Regions from separate parts of the Homo sapiens genome. Here region 1 is linked to region 2. Evidence: read pairs that join two places in POLR2A ChIA-PET (ENCODE). Cell type or tissue: endothelial cell of umbilical vein. All regions are shown on one strand. Links, peaks and the distances in the headings refer to the core of each region. The heading gives the core; the rest is flanking DNA.

Region 1 (10,610 bases), core at 2,800-7,799, 96 kb before region 2:
CAAAATCTGAAACTGTTAATGGAAGTTAAAGTTTTTTTCCTTTTTTCTTTTTCTTTTTCTTTTTTTTTTGAGACGGAGTCTTGCTCTGTGGCCAGGTTGGAGTGCAGTGGCGGGATCTCGGCTCACTGCAAGCTCTGCCTCCCGGGTTCAAGCGATTCTCCTGCCTCAGCCTCCCTAGTAGCTGGGATTACAGGCGTGCGCCACCACGCCCAGCTAATTTTTGCATTTTTAGTAGAAATGGGGTTTCACCATGTTGGCTAGGATGGTCTAGATCTCCTGACCTCATGATCCGCCTGCTTCAGCTTCCCAAAGTGCTGGAATTACAGGTGTGAGCCACCGTGCCTGGCCATAAAGTTTATTTTTTAAAAGTGTGAGTTAAAAATGCAAAGGTCACAGAGAGTTTAAGTTATCTATATTATCATCTTTAAAGAATGGCCTGTAGTTTCTTTATAAATAAGTTAGGGTGATAAGAAGTTATTTTCAGATTCAAAAGACGGAGAAACTTTGCAACTCAATGACTATCACTTAAATAAATACTAAGGAATTTTCGTCAATGACAACAAAAAATAAAATTCCCCAGAAAGAATGGGATGCAAGAAATAATGTATTCAAGAATTTGGTTAGTATTTCGATAAATCTAAATAATCTAAATAAATTGAAATAAAACACTAAAGAAAGTGAATTTTGTGGAATTTATTTTTAAAAGAAGAAATTAAATGCTAAGCAGTAATAATGTGAAACCAATAGAGGAAAATTACAGTTAGAGCTTGCCCTTGTATTGTCTGGTAAGCGGAGAGATATACTGAATTAACTGTAGACTTTATTATGTTAATAAATGCCTGTTAAAAATTAAAGAGTAACCACTAAAAAAGAATAGAATGAATAACTACAAAAGGAGTAATGAAAATGGAGATAAAGGAAACATGGGAAAAATGAAATGAAAATAACTTGAGTAATAATAATAATACTTATATCACACTGTGTTCCAGGTGTTATTCTAGTCTGTGTGTGTGTGTGTGTGTGTGTGTGTATGTGTGTGTGTGTGTCTGTGTTGTGTATATATTTAATTAATTTAATAGAATAATTGGAGACCGGAAAGAAAAAAAGAAAGCATAGATAAAATAATTGCAGAAAAAAAGAAGATAGTAAAAACAAGCCCAAATACGTCAGCAAACACAGCAAGTATAAACAGATGGAATTTAAAAGGTACAGATCCTCAGATCAGATGAAATAAAAACACAACTCAGATATATACTGTTTTAAAAAATACAACCTAAAACAAAATAAAAAGTTTTAAAATAATAAACTGGAAAAATATATGCTAATCTGGCAAAGAGAATGTCAGATAAAAAGGATTCTGAGACAAAAACATTAGTGAATCTATAAAGAGAGCATTCAAAATGATAAGGAGATAAACCATCACAAAAATAAATGTATCTAACAATAGAGCTTCAAAATCTATGAATCAAAATTTAACCAAATCATTGCTTTTAGCAGCAATAATGTTGCTATTTTAAAAAATTTAATTGTTAAATAAAGATTGAATACATTCAAAGTGTACAATGTGTTAATTTTCTATGAGTACACATTTTGCAATGGTTATTACAGTCAAATTAATTACACCCATCACCACCCATGCTGCACATTAGACCCCCAGAACTTGCTTATCCTATAACTGAAAGGTCCTACTCTGACCAACATCTCCTCATTTCCTCTACTCCCTAGCTCCTGGCAACCACCATACTACTTTCTGCTTTTATGACTTGACTTTTAAGAAAAATAAAACAATTCCACACTTAAAGTGGAAAACATTTTAACAAAGCCTCTCTAAGAGCAATCAAGTAGCCAAAAGTTAGTAAAGTCAGAGAAAAGTTGAGCACTATAATTAACAGGCTTGATCATAGATATATGGTCAAAGAAATAAAGAAAATATATACTTTTAGAACTTATGTGAAACATTTATAAACAATCTCTACCTATCAAGCCCCAAAGAAGTTTCATCAAAAACCAAAGAACTGGTATCAAACAGATGAAATCTTTGACTATAAAACAATTAAATTAGACAAAAAATCCAATAAATATATTATTTTAAAATTAACAAAATGCAACCCCATATAGCTATGTTAGCTAAAGTACCACTGGTTCCTATGATAAACAAGCATCCACTGCATAATGGCTCAAACATAACAGAAGCTTACTTTATTCCTCAATGAGAGCCTCCAAGGGGTGTTTATTTTTTGTGAGCAGTTCATTTTCTCCCTTTTGCTTCATCTGTCTTCAGTGCTTGATTTCCAAGGTCTGTGAGCTCGTCTGCATGAAGCCAGGGGAAGGCAGAAGAGCATGGAGGGTCAAGTGTGGGAGTTCTTAGGGATCAGGAAAGGTGATAATGGACATCACATCTGATCACATTTTGTTGGCTGCAATGCAATTGTGGCCACTTACAACTGCAAAGGGAAATAACAGCTGACTGTGTTCCCAGTAAGACAAAGGTTCTCATAAGTAGCTATATAGTTGTGTCTTAATAATCTCTAGTCAATGAGAGAATTACAATAGACATTACAAAATATTTATGACTGTCAACAAAATCTCAGCACATCAAAGCACATGGGATGCATCTAAAGTGGGACTTAAGACAAAATATAAAGCATTAGTTACATTTATCTATTAACCACATACACGAGAAAAGCTGGAAATAAGCAACATGTTTAATAAAAGTAAAGAAAAATATTGTAAACCTAAAAGAAGCAAAAGAAAAGATATTATAAGGATGACTGTTGAAAGAAAACAAAATAGTAAAACAAACCAGAACAAAAAATAGCCAGAGAAAGAATAAGAGTCTAAATTCATGCTAGTTAGAATAATGCTAAGATTTTAGAGACATATTCAGACTTTTAAAAATCATATGAAAATATTATGAACAAATTTACACCTATCTAGAATCTAAAAGCTTAGATAAATTAATAACTTCAAAGAAAAAATATAAACAAAATTGACCAAAGAAAAAAGTAGACAAATGAATCGGAAATTATTTAAAATTTTCAGTTCTTACTAAAAATAGTAGTTCCCACAACACACCTCCCTCTTTAATAAAAGGACAGGAGGTCATGTACTAGATTGTTAACACTATCTATAAGAACCCCAAACTGGAAACTACTTCCAGAGTCCCTCAAGAACAGAATGGAAAAATAAATAGTCTTGTTCACACGAAGTAAAACTGTGTAACAATGAGAAGGAATTATCTACACCGACGTGACAACATGGATGCATTTTGGAAAACATAGCATTGGGCAAAAAATTTCAGACACAGGAAGAGTATATCTTGTCCTATTCAATTTATATAAAGCACAAAGCGGGTAAATTAGTCCATGCTATTTGAAGTTAGAACAGAGGCTGTCCCTGGTGGAGGAGGAGACAGTGATTGGAAGGGATATGAAGGAGTTTTCTGGGGTGCTAGTAATGTTCTCTTTCTTTGTAGAGCACTGAGAATAAAGGTATATTAACTTTGTGAACATTCATAGGTATGTAGAAATTATTGTGGAGTGACGTGGCATGATCTCAGCTTACTGCAGCCTCAACCTCCCGGGCACAGGTGATTCTCCAACCTCAGCCTTGGAGTAGCTGGGACTATAGGTGAGTACCATCATGCCTGGCTAATTTCTTGTATTTTTTGTAGAGACAGGGATTTCACCATGTGGCCCAAGCTCTAATAATAAATTTCAGTAAAATGTTTTTTAACAGTTGACAACCAGGTCTAGACAAATTTTAAGGTGAGTTTTTTACAAAAATCTCAAGGAATAGATTATCTTATTTGATACATTAAAGATAGAAAGAAAAACGTGATTCTTTTGATAGGTACAGGAAATCATTTAGCTAAATTCGATACATATGAATAGTCAGAAGAAAGCAAAACAAAATCTCTTAGTAAACTAATCGAAAGGAAACTCTCTTAACTTAGCAAAGAACTTCTAACTACAAATTTATGGTAAACATCTTCCTTACTGGTGAAGTAGTCACACATATACATCATAGGCAGGAACAACTCAGGACAGAGATGACAACCAATTGTAATTAACATTGAATATGAGGCATACGTCAATGCAGAAAGAAACAAAATAAGGACCAGAAAGGAATAAATGAAACTGTCATTCTTGGTGACATTCTAATCCTTCTGTTGAATGGCAGTATAATGTATACTACAGTACAGCACAGCATAAAGTCAAGTCTCAGAGAGTTGAGTAGAGTATACAGTAGTCAAGACATGAGTTCTAGAACCAGGCAGTGTGGATTTGTATCCCAGCTTCATCACCTACTAGCTGTGTGACTCTGGGCCAGTTTCTTTACCTCCCTGGGCCTCACTTATAAATAGAGATAGTAACTACATGCTTAATAGAGTTGTTATAAGGACTAAACAAGTTCATACATATAAAGCACATACTAAGTTTGCAATAAACATTTAGTAGCTTTAATTTTTGCCCTTGAGTTTTTGTTGTTGATATCTAAATACTAACCCTGTATTTGGTTCTTCTATTAATATGATCTTGTCTTTTTGTTTTACATTCAGAGACTCTTTGTGATTTTTGGCTCTACCAGAGCACATTTCTTTTTATTTTCTTGTGCAGTCAGAAATTGTTAATACTGATTTTTGTTGACTGATAGGCTAAGGGGGGTTATCACTTGCTATGCTGTATATTTATGAATTGATTTATTATTTTATCAAAGGGCATATGTTTTTTATAGAGGGGGATATAACAAATATTTTTAAACTACAAAAAAAATCAAACAATCTATCCCTCTTAGTTTACAATCAACCTACTGAGTGTAGATAATTTATTGAATCAATTAAGGTCTGGTAAATAATAATTAACTATGATCTTTGCAAAATGATTCACAAATCATTTTAATTTCAAGAAATAACATCAACTCACCTCTAGAGAATATATGAGTGGAAAACTGCATTTGTAGTGCAAGGCACCATAGTGATACTTAGTGAGTATAATGTGGCCTCTGCCCTCATGAAGCTTATCATTGAAACGACTTTGAAAGGTAGCTGTGTTTGTCATCTAATGGATTCTGTGGCAGAATGTCCTATAGGATTACATCACTCAGAACCAGGGCTGCCCCAACATGCTCTTTCCTTAGACTCTCTGAGGGTTGCTCATACGCAGAGTGGCTACACAGATTGCATGAGGCTTTACATCCTTGGGGTAATGGTAAATGTCTCACTGAGTAAGTGTCCAGGATTTCACATTTGGCAACCCAGATATCTCAGAGACACTTAAAGGGGACTATATTATGGACATTTAAATTTTTATTATTCATTTTTCAAATTATTAAAAGTTTTTGTTTGTTAGTGTTTTTTTTTTCAAGGTTTCGCACTAGGGATTTCTTTTTAAATCCAGGAAGCTACCAAATGCTAAGGAGATATATGAGAGTGCAAAGAGCACGGGCCAAGACAGCAAGAAGACCTTTCGGTCATTAGACAGAATCTCTGAAAGAGATGGCAGCTGGGATCAGATTAGAGGGGTGTCTCATAGAATGAAGGATACAGAGTGGAAGGACTGCTGCCCCTGGGGTATTGGCTGTTGAGGAGCTCTGCTGGGAAGCTGTCAGCAGGAGGAGGAGGCGGGAGCAGGCATAGCCTTGTGGCCACCATCAGGAAATTGGGAGGTCATGGTAGATGCAGGAAAGCCCTCCTGTACCAGAGAGAAGACAGCAGAGGGGGCTACTTAGAGGCAGGAGCTGTGAATGGGGTGCCTGAGGCCAGAGAAGGAGGCAGTGCTCTGTGTGCATGGGGACACCCAGTGGGAGCAGCCAATGGGACACCTGTGGGTCGTGTTCCTATCCCACCTTAACAATCACTGGGGGCAGGCTGTAGTAACAAAGCCTGCACTTATACTGGATGCAGGTTCTCAGATTCAGAGGCAGGAACACACGCGAGAGTGATCAAATGTCGGAAGCAAATGAGTACCCCGAAAGGGGATTAACAAACCCAACAAAGGGAGCAACTGCCATCCAAGGAAATGGTCAAGTGGTTTCAGATTGATATGTGAATATTCTCCACGAGATAACAGCAGATATTGCATCTATAAACGATCAGCTGGAAAACTGAATGCTTGAAATAAACAGCAGAAGGCAGCTAAAGACCAAATTAATAAGGTGATGTTTAAGCCAAGTCCCCAGAATGCAACAGAAATGGACAGGGAGATAGAAACTATATTTAAAAAAGTGATATGGAAGGCAGGCTCAAAAGTTTCAGTGACTGCTTAGTAGGATTCCTGAAATTAAAAAAAAAAACAACAGCAACAGCAACAACAACAACAACAAACAGAGAGAAGTGGAGGAAGAAATATTTGAAGAAATAGCAACGGACAGAATTTAATCTCCAAGAGAGCTTTTGATGAGTCTCAGTTCTCTGGCTTTAAATTAATCAGCCCAATGACCTGTGGTGGAAAACTGACTTGCATGGTGCCAAAAGCATTCCTGTTTTTGTTCGCTGACCTGTAGACACTGATACTTTGAAGCAGAGCAGGATTCTTCAGGGAAGCTTGTACTGGCCTGAAGGGCAGTGTGGAGCAGTGGTTAGGGTCACAGACACTGAAGTAGGACGCTAGCCTGTGTGTGCATTGCACTGTTTGCCAAGACGGGCACTTCAGGCAAATGTTTACTGAGCACCTACTATGTGCAAGGGTCATAGTAGGTGCTCAATAAAGGCTCATAAAGATTATGTGCAAGGTTCATAAAGCAGGGGAGACAGTGGTAAATTGGATCAATTCCTTGTCCTTGTGGAGTTTACCTTCTAGTAATAGTGAGTGACAGGCAGTAAACACGTGTGTGTGTGATATAATTTCAAGTGGTGATAAATGCTATAAAAGGAAACTGAGTAGAGTTAGGCATTGGGGAGCAAATTGGGATGCTGTTTAAGTCTGGGTGTCAGGAGGTCCTCCCTGAGGAAGTGACATGTGAGCACACATTTGAAGCATGTGAAAGGTCAGCCATGAGAAGATTTGGGGAGGAATTGTTCCAGAAAGCAAGACTAGCAAATGCACAGGTGTGAGGTGGGAGCAAACTCAGTGGTGAGGAATGGTCAGAGGCTCCCAGCCTCTGAATGGCCAGAGGTTCCTCATCTGTAGGAATGCAGATAATCTTAGAACCTAACTCTTAAGCCTCCATAAGGATTAAATGGCAAAATCCATGAAACGCAACTAGCACATTTGCTGGCATGTGAAAAATTTCTCAAAAATGTTAACTTTCATCCTCATTAAGATCTTTTTGCCTTGAATAGGTTATAAATTAGCTCTGAGCAGCACACTACTCCTTTATGCTTAATTTCTCCAAGGCTGCCTTGTTAAGAATATGCAGATCACATCATTAATATGCTCTTTTTTCTCCAGAGAGCTGGTCTTCAAACTGTTCTCTGCTCAGGCCTCTGCTGACTGACAGCTGCACTAGTCCCTCTGGGCTTGTCGGGTTAGGGGTACCTGAAGTGGTGGTAGTCTTAAGAAACTACTTAATGGTAGGGCTTAGCCACATTTCCATACTTTTAGCTTTCCTCATGCGATTTACTTCTCTTCCAGAAAATTCTGGCCTGGATATTAGAAGACCCAGACTTGAATCCTAACTCTTCATCTCTCTGGTCTTTTCTGGATTTCCTCAATTGTAAAACAATCAAGAGTTTTCAGTGGCGTTGATGAATGGCTGAAAAATTAAAACACCACCAAAGTACTTAGCAGCAATTATTGTTGTTTTTATTTCACTTTTATTTTAAATTCAGGGGTACATGTGCAGGTTTGTTACATAGGTAAACTTGTGTCAAGGGGGTTTATTGTACAGATTTTTTCACCATCCTGGCATTAAGCCTAGTACCCATTTGTTATTTTTCCTGATTCTCTCCCTCTTCCCACCCTCCACCCTCTGGTAGTCCCCAGTGTGTGTTGTTCCCCTCTATGTGTCCATGTGTTCTCATCATTTAGCTCTCACTTAGAAGTGAGAACATGCGGTATTTGGTTTTCTGATCCTGCATTAGTTTGCTAAGGATAACAGCCTCCAGCTCCATCCATGTCCCTGCATCCAGGGCATGATCTCGTTCTTCTTTACGGCCTTAGCAGTAATTATTAACTACCACACTATAACTGTGTCTCAACGTATTTCTAAAAAGATCCACAGTACACTTCAGTTACTCAGATTGGTGTTTTGCACCATGTCACCGTTTGTACAGAATCGTTCACCACCTAGAGCACACCATCTATCAGCCCATTAGGTGCAGCATTTGATTTCACTTGACACCCTATTGAGGTGGTGATGAGAGTTTTTATTCCCCATCTTCATGTTTCCAAGAGGGAATTTGGCCTCCCAGGATGAAGCAATTTGAAGCAACACTTACTTACATTCTCCTTTCTACCTCCTTCATGCCCTTCCTCCCTGAGAAGCCTCTGTTTTTGAGCGTGTGTGCTGCACAGCTCCGTTAGCTGTCTGTCACTTTGGATCAGCCGTCTGCAGGACGCAGCAGTTCTCTGCCTCTGCATGACGTTAGCTCACCATGGCAGGTGTTGTCCCTGAGAAAAGGTGATGGAAGGAAACCCTGAAGCTGTGGGACAGCATCTTTAAGCTCAATTGCAAGGCAAATACAAGACCCAGTTCTCCAGTCTTTCCCCACACTCATAAAACCGGTAATTTTACCTCTAACTTCCTGACTCCTGTATCCTGTTTCTCAATGGTAACCAAATTGCAGAAAAGAGAAAAGAATATAATTATTCCCCCTAAACCCCAGGAACCACTTCTTATACTCAGCAGGGGAACTAGCTTTTGTTCAACCCATTTAGTTTCATCTTCCCTCTAAAAGATTTCTCTGTGATCATCGGCACCCTCAGTTTCAACAAATATCCACTTTACACATTGATCAAAATGTAGTGGCAAACTGAGATGAGCTTTAAAGAAAAAGTGGAACCACTAGCCTAATATTTAACACGGAACTTGCCAGCCCCGGGATCATGACACCCAGGTGTGTTGCGTTATCACCAGCTGTGTGTTCATTCCAATTTTTCATGCTAAGGGTCAAATACTGATGTTGTGAAAGATGAAATTTTCTAAAATGAAACCTGAAATTTATCAAGTGCTCATTACATGTGAGATACATTAATACCGAGTCTTCAGAGCAGCCTCATAAATATGGGTGATTACTCTCCTCACTTTACAATGAGAAACTGAGTCAGCCAGATTAAGAAGATTGGCCCAAAGTTAATTACAGAGTGAGTCAATGGCAGAGGTAAGACGCAAACCTCTGTTTCCCGTAGTCCTCGTTTTTCCCTAACACCAGGCTGCCTCTCTCATCTATTACCTGTCTGTTGGTAGATATTCCAATATTTAGGCTGAGAGATTCTCTGTTCATGAGGGCAGTCCATACTTGATTTGCTATTTTGAGAAGCAGTTCCCTTTAAAATTGGAATAAAACCACAGATGCATTTCAAGGGGATTTCAGCTCCCTTATCAGCGAACATTCCCAGGGAGAGGATGTTTATGGTCTCTTTCCTCTATGATGTATTTTGAGGAAATGTCTCTCCTTTTATGAAAGGCTGACCTCCTTTCACCTGTGCTCTGATTCACATCTCTTCCCACCTCCCCAGGAAACTTTTATCTTTCCATCAACATCCTAACATGATCGAGTTTCTCCCTTTTTAAAAAGCAATCCATTCCCATCCCAGACTTCATTTCCTCCTTCGTTGCTATCCTGTCTTTATCCTTTTACAGACAGATTATCCACTGCTTCATTGCTCAATCACTCCTCAGTCCACTCAAAGAGGTTTTGCTGCCTCTGTACTCCATGACAGAAAAAAAAGAGAGAGAGAGAACGAAGGAAGGAAGGAAGGGAGGGCGAGAGAGAGAGAGGGAAGGAAAGAAAGAAAGAAAAAGAAAGAAAGAAAGAAAGGAAGAAAGGGAGAAAGGGAAGGAAGGAGAGAGAAAGAGCAAAAGAAAGAATGAAAGCAATGAGAAAGAAAGAAAGAGAAAAAAGAGAGAAAGAAAAGAAAAGAAAGAAACCTATTGAAACCTATTCTTGCTAAGGTCCTTATTATCCTCTAGTTGACTAATCCAGTGTATTCTTTCCATTCTTCCTTTTAGTGCACCTTGCAGTAGTCCTTGGCTTCATCAACCACTTTCTCCTTCCTGAAACCCCCATCAATTTATCCTATTGCTGCTTAGTCCTGGCTATTCCTTCTCAACTTTGCCAATTTCTCCAATTCTAAAGAGCCTTCAAATAATTTCATCAAATACTCATAAGTATCCTTTGAGTTGGTGTCACTATCTCCATTGTATAGAAGAAAAAGACTGGGACTCAGAGATATGAACTAACTTATTCAAGGTTATAGAATTAGTAGAATTAAATATCTTAGTCTTGTCTGATTCTAAGCCTTATATCCTTGATCCCTCCAGAGCTCAGGTCCCCAAGATCTTAAGAGAGGGGCAGTAGGGACCAGAAGACCTGGATTGTGTTGCATGTTTGAATCACTGTCTGCATGTCGTTTCTTCTCATTGGGATTTACTTTCAAATCCAGGCCCTACCACTTTCTGGTTCCACAATTTTCCTACTTGCATGACCAAAACCAAATTATTCCATC
Region 2 (10,610 bases), core at 2,502-7,501:
CTTTGATTTTTATAAACAAAGAACTGAAAACACACATTCTTTATAAAATTCCTATGAAAAACATAAAAAATCAATTACATGCTAAGTTACAAAGAAAGCCTCAATAATGGAAATTATAAAGACCACACTCTGTGACCATAATGTGATAAACAGATACATTTCATTAAAAAACAAATAAAAGAAATGTAAAAGTAAAACACTTCAAAATTTAAACATGAAATTTACCTAAAGCTCTCCTGGGTCAAAGAGTAAACCAACATTGCTTTCTAAATAATCTGAAGTTCAGACAACCTCTACAAGTCAATGAAAACATTAAATATTATCATGTTAGCCTAATAGTAAAGGCCAAAGCTATACTTACAGCAAAAATTTTAGCTTAAATTGCTTTAATATCAACTGGTTAAAAAATGACAATTATTTTAAAATGTAACCAAAAGTTAGAAAACATAATAAAGCAAATTAAGGCAAGAGATAATTTTTATGAAATTTGTAATAAGAAATCAGTGAACTTTAAAAAGAGAAAAATGGCAGAATTGATTAAAATACTATTTTTATATCACTTCAAGGACTGTATAATATCGACTCTAAAGACATACATATTGTCTACTTTAGGAACCAGGCAAAATCATCATCACAAACATTTTCTGGCTCCTACCTAATTCATTCTTTCAGAAGATAATTTTTTGAGTTATATACACATTGTTTCATCTAAAGAGGGGGTGATGCTTCCTAACTGTTACACAAGGACTATGTAATTATTTAATTCATAGCTTCCAACTCTATTTGAAGATTTTGGCCAAATCGAGCATTCTTTGTGTCAGGTACACTCATTAATACATGAAAGATATATTTACGGAACATAGTTTAAAAAAAGTAAAATTGCACCAATGTTTACTTTCTGCCACCCCTGATTCCAGGAAAGGGTGCTCTCCTTGGCTAATGAGCACCTTTGTCCTCAGGATGGGTATAATTGAAAAAGGATATCTTGTTAGTGATGCTACCTGCTCCATGAATTGATTGCACTGTATCCTTGCCAAGACCCAGCCAGGCAAAGATAGAGTTTTGGTTTTGACATCAAAGAATTATCTGAAAAGAAAGGATGTGCAAACTACAATAGTCTTGTTCTTTTACCACGGCCAGGTTGTCTAAAGATCATCCTTCTGTCAAAGAAGGACCAGACCTGAATGGGTCATCTCCCCTAAGGTTGTTACATTAGGAGGGACTATTCTTTCGGGCCTATTTTCTCCAGAACCCATCCAGAGGTCTAATTAATAGTGGCAATTAAGTTAAAGACAAATGATTATCCTTGACAGCTCTCAGTGAGAAATGCAAAATTATCTTTGATTCATTTCATATTTTAGATTTAAATTTACTTCGTAATGCCCCTAAATTCCTTACTGAATTTCAACATGTTGGTATAAATGCATCTCTTTTCTAAGGAGGTGTAACCATAACAAGGGTCTGTGGAAAATTGAAATTATCTACATTCATCTTAAAAACTGCTTATTTTCTTTCCTCCTTTCCCTTCCCCTTCCCCTTCCCCTTCCCCTTCCCTTTCCTTTCCTTTCCTTTCCTTCTTTTTTGACAGGGTCTCACTCTGTCACCCAGTTTGGAGTGCAGTGGTGGAATCGACTCACTCACTGCAACCTCTGTCTCCTGGGCTCAAACGATCCTCCTACCTCAGCCTCCCAAACAGCTGGAACCACAGGCATGCACTGCCATGCCAGGCTAATTTTTTTATATTTTTGTTAGATACAGGATTTCACCACGTTGCCCAGGCTGGTCTCAAACTTCTGAACTTAAGTGATCCGCCTGCCTCGGCCTCTCAAAGTGCTGAGATTACAGATGTGAATCACCGTGCCTAGCCTCCTCTTCTTTTTCTTAAGACTCACCTTGGGGAGGGTCACAAACAGAACTTTAAGAAATTTACCTGTATTACAGATCACCATTTTAGTTATTAGCCTTTTTTTCTTGAAGTTGTCCCAAAGTATTATTCTAATTGTTATTTAGATAGACACTTTTTATTTTAATTTTTATTTTAAGTTCTGGGGTACATGTGCAGGCTGTGCATGTTTGTTACATAGGTAAATGTGTACCATGGTGGTTTGCTGCATCTATCTACCCATCACCTAGGTATTAAGCCCAGCATGCATTAGCTATTTTTCCTGATGCTCTCCCTCCTGCAACCCTACCTCATGGCAGGCCCCAGTGAGTGTTGTTCTCCTCTCTGTGTCCATGTGTTGTCAGTGTTCAGCTCCCACTTGTAAGTGAGAGCCTGTGTTGTTTGGTTTTCTGTTCCTGTGTTAGTTTGCTGGGGATACTGAACTCCAGCTCCATCCATGTCCCTGCAAAGGACATGATTTCATTCCTTTTTATGGCCACATAGTATTCCATGGTGTATATGTACCACATTTTCTTTACTCAGTCTATCACTGATGGTCATTTGGGTTGATTCCATTAGATAGACGCTAACTTTTAAAAATGCATTTCCCAGATGTTTCTATATTTAACACTATATTTAACCACATATTTAACTACTTCAGACATTTACTCACAAATCAAACCCTAAGCTTATTTTATCTCTGAAATCTCATACTCCAATATCGCATGCTCTACACTACTCTGCGTCCCTTCAGCTCTCTCAAGTTCCCATTCCCCATGACTCACCATTCACTCTATACAGGCTTCCTTCTTTCAACTCTTCAGTCCATTCATTTGTGTGCCAGCCTTTCCAGCCTTTCCAGCCTTGACTCTGTAGTTCATCAACGATCTGTTTTCTCTTAGTACTAAACATGTCCTTGCATACCTGATAGTTTCCCTTTCTGGTGCAGTCAGTCTCCCGGCCCACTGTCTCCATTCAAACATCTGGGCTGCTAAGGGAACTTCCTTCTAATGAATGTTGCTCAGCCACACAGACTAGCCATTATCATGTACCCAAGGGCCCCAACCTTAGAGCTATCAACGTGGCTTGCTTACCTTGGTGAATTTTTGCTTATTCTTAGTCAATTTCCCCTCTACACCTCTTGTAACTTCTTATCCCTCTCCAAACTCCTAATCCACCTCATCTACCTTACCCACTGTGATGGACTAAATTGTGTCTATCCCAAAACCACATGTTGAAGTCTTCACCCCTGATGTGCCTCTGTTTGGAGATACAGTCTTTAAGAAGGTAATTACATTTAAAGAGGTCATAAGAGTGGGACCCTAATCCAACAGAATGGTTGTCCTTATAAGAGAAGATACAGCAAGGATGTGAGCCCACAGAGGAAAGGCCACGTGAAGACAGAGAGCAGGCAGCCATCTGCAGGCTGAGGAGAGAGACCTCCAGAGAAACCAACACTGCTGGCAGCTTTAACTTAGATTTCTACCCTCCAGAAAGGTGAGAAAATAAATTTCTGTTATTTAGGACACCCAGTCTGTGGTATTTTGTTACGGCAGTCCTAGCAAACTAAGATACCCACAGCAATGATTTCACCTTTCACTTCATAAAGAAGATTGAGGTCTTCCGACAGGAACTCATTCAACTTCCTGCCCTCCTGCAAAATTATTTGTGTTCACTCCATTCCTCAACCACTTCCCACCTATATGAGAGAATCAGTTGCTTTCCTTCTGTCCAAAACCAGATTAAACCAGCATGGAGGAAAAATAGAAGAGGATAGACCAGCAGCAGATTGACTTGTTAGGAGCCTCCTGCTCATCTATTTCTTTGGGGTTTATCCTGCAGAGGCCTGAGCAGGAAGGGAGAGAAATGAGCTTCTGCAAGGCAAAAAATGTAAGGAGGCACTCACTCTTCATGAATTGTACAAATACTGATACTTCACTTGCACAACCTTGACTGTGGGAGTCTCCTTATATTTTGCATCTAGGGTACCTAATTGGTCTCATCATCATCTCAGCAAGCTTCCGTTGCATCATGTACCTCTGTTAGAACATTCCCCAAAGCTTTCTGAGAGCTGGAGCCTTGGAGCCTTGGAATATGCCCTGGTTGGGGAAGAGCCTTCCAGTCGCCCTGATGTCTGGGACTCTCCCAGGTGTCCTGATCCACAGAGGTCTACTGGATCCTCTGGGTCCTTAGAAAAATTACTCTTCTCTGCACCCTGAAAACTATCTTGTGCTTAAAATGTGAAGCATCTCTCTTCTTTCCCAAATCACTGAAATCTTTGCTGTCACTCTAAACATGGCTGGGATCTCTCTAACCAAGGAAGGCTTGACTGGTCACTTCTCTCTTTCGGGCTGCATTAAGTGTCTATCTTTGTCTCCATAGACTGGTGAGGAGGGCTCTATTATCACATTAGATAGTAATTATGGCATTATGTATCTCTCCCACATGGTAAACTCATCGAGGTGCAATGTCTTACTGATCTTTGAATTTCTAGTGTCCAACACAGGATTTGGCACATAAATTTTCTACCATTGTTTGTTGGATAAATGAATGATATTTCTGCAATCTGCTGTCTCACCAGCTCCAGCTGGATAAGCATGATTGATCAGTACTATATTTGTTATTTACTCTTATTTACTCCAACGCAAGGAAATAAATAACTGAAAATTTGGAACGCCGTCACTGCATGATTGCTGAGTAAACCTTTGTTTTCACATAGCAATATTCCTTGTGTAGCAGGTGAGACAGATTGCTCCTGAAATACAATGAAGTTTTTCTTTTCTTCTCCGTTCCCTTTTCAAATGTGTAGACTTAAAAATATCTAACTCATTAGCAAAATGAGTTTATTTTAATTACACAGTTGAGACTTCTTATAGCTCCATCAGTCGTATTTCTCCATCTGGTTTATTATCTTATTTCATATCAAGTTTCTGTGACTTTTCCTATCACCAGAGTCAAATTTTCTAATCTGTAACTCCTCTTTTTCTTGGTAATTAATGTTGGCTTTCTTGAATTCAGAAGGGTCCTCCCTGTCTCCAAGGATCTACCATAAATCCTACCCATGAACAACTTCCGCTGTTTTATTCAAGATGTTTCTCTGTAACTTGTCATCTATGCTGTCTCAAATTCTGGAGCTTATCTTTTAACAACCATACTGTTTTACCAGAACCCTTAAACAAGCATGCATTATAGCATCATTGGTTGCATCTAATGCTTCAGGAAAACTATATTTCCACTCCTTACAATGATGTTCTTCCCAGAAATTTTCCTAGGTTTCATTTTTTTTTTAATGCTCCTTTAGAAGTGAACTCACAGGTTCCATCTATCGCTTTAGTTTTCTGTTGAAAAAAACTCACGTTCTTTGATATTTGGTACAATTTTTCTTTTCCTGACTGTCATAATTTCTCAGTCTAATGTTGTTCTCCTCAAATATTCCACATCCCCCTGGACTATTTTGTGTTGGCCATGTTCATACAAGTCAACTGTTTCCAATCCTACTTTATGGACACAGAACATTTCCTTCCTTCATTCCTTGAAAGCTGTTCATGAAAATGTTGGAGATAAACAGCAGGGTCATCTGATGAGTCACTGTATTTGGCACCTACTGCCTGGCTTTTTCTTTGTCCCGAAAATCTTTGGTAAAACACACTGGCTTAAAGAGGAGGAGCAGGAACCGCTCTGGAATCATCAATGCAACTCCACCACGAACTGACTACTTCTATTCCTTGACTTGGACTCTGAAAAAAAAATCCCAGAATGTTAACCTTCTTTACATTCTATGCCAGTCCCAGCCCTCATAGCAGCTGCTCCCCCAATTCAATTTCTATGTGCTTGTGCATATGTCAGCCCTGGCTCTAATTTCCCATTTCCCAGGCACCATCCCTTGAATGTCTACTTTCAGTTTTCCTCCTACTCAATTAAACCTTACCCTCAAGAACCCCTGAGCCTTCAACAATGTCCCAAGCCTGCTGTATTTCTTTGGATTACTTCCTTTCTCCTCCCAAACCAGTGGGTGGCTCTCATCTTAGTCATCTTTCTTCAATCCAATAGCTAGGTCATATTTTGCAAGGTCAGCTATATCCCTGTGTAGATCTGTCCTCAGTGTAGATTCTAGAGTGGTGGTACCTAAACCTGGCTGCTCATCAGGACCTTATGGGCAGCCTGGTAAGATTAAGGGGAGAGAGAAAGAAATTGAGGGAAAGACAGTGAGCTAGCTAGGTAGCCAGACAGAGATTTTTATCAGGTTTAGCTCTAGTTAATCAATTTTAAAGCCCAATATCAGACTTTTTATACTCTGAGTCTGATTGTTAATTTTGCTCTATCTCTTTAGAAACAGTATCTTTTGAAATAAAATTTTCAAGCGAAATGCATGATATATTTTCTGTAGTTGGAGATATCTCTCTACTCTCATCAGAAATGAACATATGAAAGATCTTGGATGGATATACTGAAATGTTCAATCTTTTCTTTCTCCTCCAGGACAATGATAATCATTCCACTTTATTTCTAAAATTGTCATTAAAATAGAGAAATGGAGGACAGCCTGATTTATATGACTGTGTAAGTAACAATTTGTCTTTTTTTTTCTGCCTGGATACTTTTTGGAATTTTATTTTGTACTTTCAAAATATCTTTGTACTTTAAAATTTCTGTCTCACCTGAACTCAAGAGGGGTTTCCTTTCTATTAAATTGTCTGGAATGTGAACAACGTTCTTATTTTTCTTCTCAAACTATCTAGTGTATCTTCAATTACATCCTTGTTTTTATTCCTAAAATTGCTAATTGTTCATTGTTGTTTTAGGCCAATGGCTTAGCTGTTTTATTACCTTTTCACAGGAGCGGCTATCAATGTATCCTCTTTTTAAAGAATTCCTATATTAATAATGTCTTTTTCATCTGTTTAATTTTTTATTTTCTGCTTTCTCTGAGTATTAGTGCCTGAGTATTATTTTCCTTCTTGAGTTGAATTCTTATTTGTTTTCTTTAGTTCAGAAAATATTCTCTGTTATATGTTTGTGTATTCCTTATCTTCCACATACTCTAGTATCTCCTTTAGAAATGATCTTCCATTTGCTGGCACTGCTTTGCTATCATTCACATTTAGAACTTTCTATCTCATGGTTTCCCATCTGAACTGTGTCCTCTGAAATCTGAGAGTTACATTTTCCCATTTTATTCACATAATGACTCCTTACATTATCTCAGTCTCTTATAACTTAATGTTGTAGAGATAGTTGTGGTTTGCAATCATCTTTACTCCATCCACTTATTTGTGTTCTTTTTAGTCTCATCTTATCTTTTCATTTCAGTCTATTATGATTCTATGCAGAGAATCTATATCTGCTTAAATTCTTTTCGTGATGCCAAAAGTTTCTGGAATTCTTCTCTTGGATATTTTCAGAATAGCATTCTTCTTCTGCATCTTCTTTTTTTAGACAGAGTCTCACTCTGTCACCCAGGCTAGAGTGCAGTGGCATGAACATGGCTCACTGCAGCCTCAGCCTCCTAGGTTCAAGCGATCCTCTCACCTCAACCTCCTGAGCAACTGGGACCACAGGTCCGTGCCAATATGCCCAGCTAATTCTTCTACATCTTCTAAATGTGAATTCCTTTTCCTTATTCTGCTATATATTTTCACTGGTCCCTGGTTGATTTTATCCTCTTTATTTTTTATAGATATTAAGATAATTTTGTTTCCAGACTTAGAAATAAATTCTATTAACAGAGCATGTTAGTAAATTTCCATTTGTTCCTCCCTGTCCACTCGTATGCATTACCATTTCAGTTCTCACAACCATTCTTATTCTTGCTTTCCAGGACACCCTCTATTGGTGTATTGCCAATGGAGATGGCCCGGAGTCTTTGTAATTTTGAACCAAGGAAATAATAAAAAGCCATGATAAACATCTGCTGGCAGGTTCCCATTGTCAACCCTCTCCTACAACACTTTATTTGAAAGAAATAGTCCTTCCAACGTATGCAGAGCCTATTTTCCTTGCTGCCTAATTGTTCTGAGATGCTGAAAAATGGTAACTGTGAGAAGGCATATCCTGTTGAACAGAGGTCTGATTGCCTCAAAGACGAGCAACAGTGAATGATATAAAATAAAAGTTGTGTTTTATTTCACGTATTTTGGTACAACTCTTGGTTCTGGAGAAGGTAAATTGAGTCTTCCTTTTTAAAAAAGTACTTCTTTAGTTTCAAGAAACAAAAGGAAATTGTAGCATAAGAGGAAAAATAAAGAACTTACTCAATTCAACTCCATATGCTTTATTGTTTGTGTTCATTTTTCCCAGATATCTGTGAGAAGCCCAGAAGGGCTGCACTGTGGATGGCTAGCCAGAGGCATTTTGTACTGTAGACCCCTGCTGTGTGTTTGCACACACCTCTTTTCTGCGTCCTACTCTATCTGGATTCCTGTCTTAACAATACTGAATTTTTCACCCCAAAAGTACATATCTCTTATGTCTTTTTCGTATTATTTTCATTTCTTTTTCTCTTGAGTCTTTGGAAAATTCAATGGCGATGTGTCCCAATTCATTGATTTATATATGTTTTTGGATTTCACAAACTAGCAGATTGCAGCTAATATTGTTTATAGCAAGTTTAAGAACATACTGCACTTAATCTGATTCTTTTAGGAATGTCTCGATTCCATGTAGTGCTGGTGTGGCTATTAATCATGGTATCAAACTCCAATCTCAGACACAGGAACAGGCATTTGACAATCATAGTGCTACATCTCAGGGGATACAGTGATATTTTCAGATATGGGTGTGTGACTTTTTCCCAGGCCAATCAAAGTTTTCCTTGAGAAAGTTTTGGGGGAACTTGAGGTTTTTCTTTTCCTTTAGGAGTATGAGCTAAAAGCAAATAGGCCTAGAGCTTCTGATGAATATCTTGTCAGGTACTACTTTGAAAGCCTGCATACGGTAAGAAAAATTGAGGCCAAGTAAACAAAAGGCAGACAAGTAAAGCTGTAGACTAGATAAAGCTGACCATATTATTTGAGCTCAGAATCAAGCCATGCCTGAAGCTAAATCTGTTCTCCAGAAATATCCAGTTATGTGAGCCAACAAATTCTTCAGGCTAATCTATTCTCTTCCGTAAAACCAAGAACACTGTTCACTTCATCCAATTTGCCATTGCTGTCTATTGCATTCTTTAAGTGATACATTTTCTACCTCTAGTGTGAGCACTATACTCAGTCTATATAGTTTCCCTTTTCCATGATTCTATACTGTAGTTTCATCATTAAAGTTTATAAATGAAATGAGAGACTTTCAAGCATTTTCATTTAGTGTATCATCTTCAAAACCAGAAAATATTTCCCTGAGATATTAAATGCTTCTTTTCTCTATTAGTGAATCCTTTCCAATGTCTGTTTGACATCAGAATGTCAAACAAATATGGTTTGTTGTTTTTGTTGTTCATTTAAAAATAGTGAATATTACATCTTAGGGTTAATAAGGTTTTCCTCCCCCACAGATTGTACATATGTATTCTTATTTTGGTCTTTTAGGCATGGATGAGAGAAATCATAGGGGGAGTTCAGTTGGATGAAAGTTTATAAAATTGGGGATCCAGTAAATGGTAGAATAAAGAGTTACAAGGCCGGGCATGGTGGCTTACACCTGTAATCCCAGCACGCTGGGAGGCCAAGGCGGGCAGATCAGTTGAGGTCAGGAGATTGAGACCAGCCTGGCCAACATGGTGAAATCCTGTCTCTACTAAAAATATAAAAAATTAGCCCGGCATGGTGGCAGGCACCTGTAATCCCAGCTACTCGGGAAGCTGAGGCAGGAGAATCGCTTAAACCCAGGAGGCCTGAGGTTGTAGTGAGCCGAGATCGCACCACTGCACTCCAGCCTGGGTGACAGAGCCAGACTCCATCTTAAAAACAAACAAACAAACAAACAAAAAACCACACACACAAACACAAAAGAGTTACGACCACAGGAATCATAGAAGGTGGACTGGATTATTTCCTCAAGTTTTTCTTTTGTTGTGTTTATTATGGTAGCCAAAGTGACCACAGGCACTACTCCCACTTCTCATGCTATCAAAATTCCTGCCTAGTAACTGGTTATCTCCACCTTTACATAGCATATTTCCTATATAAAACATTAGCTAAAATTGAGCACTATCAGTGCATCCCTATTTTTGTGGAGTTTGGTACTACGTATCAGATATATATTTTCTCTATCTACCTGGTCAGAGGCTATCATAATAGTCAGTCATGGTTTCCCTAAGAAAGGAGTTTTAGTAGACACCTTATAAGAAGCTGCTACCTACTCATGGTTCACACTTGTGTAACTCTAAATGGAATTGATCAGTTCCTCTTGAGTCCCTTCTTGATCACACTGTATTTTGATAAATTTTTTTATTTCTGATTTGCACATTATACCTTTCCCTAGATATTAGCAGCTTTATAAATCGTTTTCTACTATTTTACTCTAATAATAAAAAGAGTAAGAATAAGAAGTTATATTTCAATTTCAATTTTAGAAAACAATAGTAGCTAAATGGATATATAGCTATCCAAAGATTGCTGCCTTAAACCTGAAGCAGTGTGATCAGATTTCTAATGAGTAGTCTTGCCAAAATCATAAAATACAACAATACAATCTATTTGGTAGATTTTTGTGAATTATATATCATTTTGTCACAATCTAAGACCTGAATTAAAAAAAATAGTCTTCTAGCAGTTTAAATAAAATCGTTTTT

The links. ChIA-PET counts read pairs that join two places held together with the same protein. Peaks named below come from ENCODE experiments on the same cell type or tissue, not always from the same donor. Only the 100,000 strongest peaks of a DNase experiment are listed, where the experiment ranks them.
Region 1: POLR2A ChIA-PET joins it to region 2 with 6 read pairs; 2 of 35 experiments call an interaction of 5 or more read pairs at or near these places.

The regions. Positions count from the first base shown.
Region 1 is chr15:81,607,951-81,618,560 of GRCh38, reverse strand. LOC102723985 (a long non-coding RNA gene) reads left to right here. Exons shown (of 3, transcript XR_007064738.1): 3 at 3,519-3,619. Among named protein-coding and RNA genes, the nearest start is that of TMC3, 240 kb to the right of the region's middle. In endothelial cell of umbilical vein, for the core only: no CTCF peak of the experiment used is centred there; no DNase peak of the experiment used is centred there.
Region 2 is chr15:81,511,512-81,522,121 of GRCh38, reverse strand. No RefSeq gene overlaps it. Among named protein-coding and RNA genes, the nearest start is that of TMC3, 140 kb to the right of the region's middle. In endothelial cell of umbilical vein, for the core only: no CTCF peak of the experiment used is centred there; a DNase peak (open chromatin) is centred at 5,461.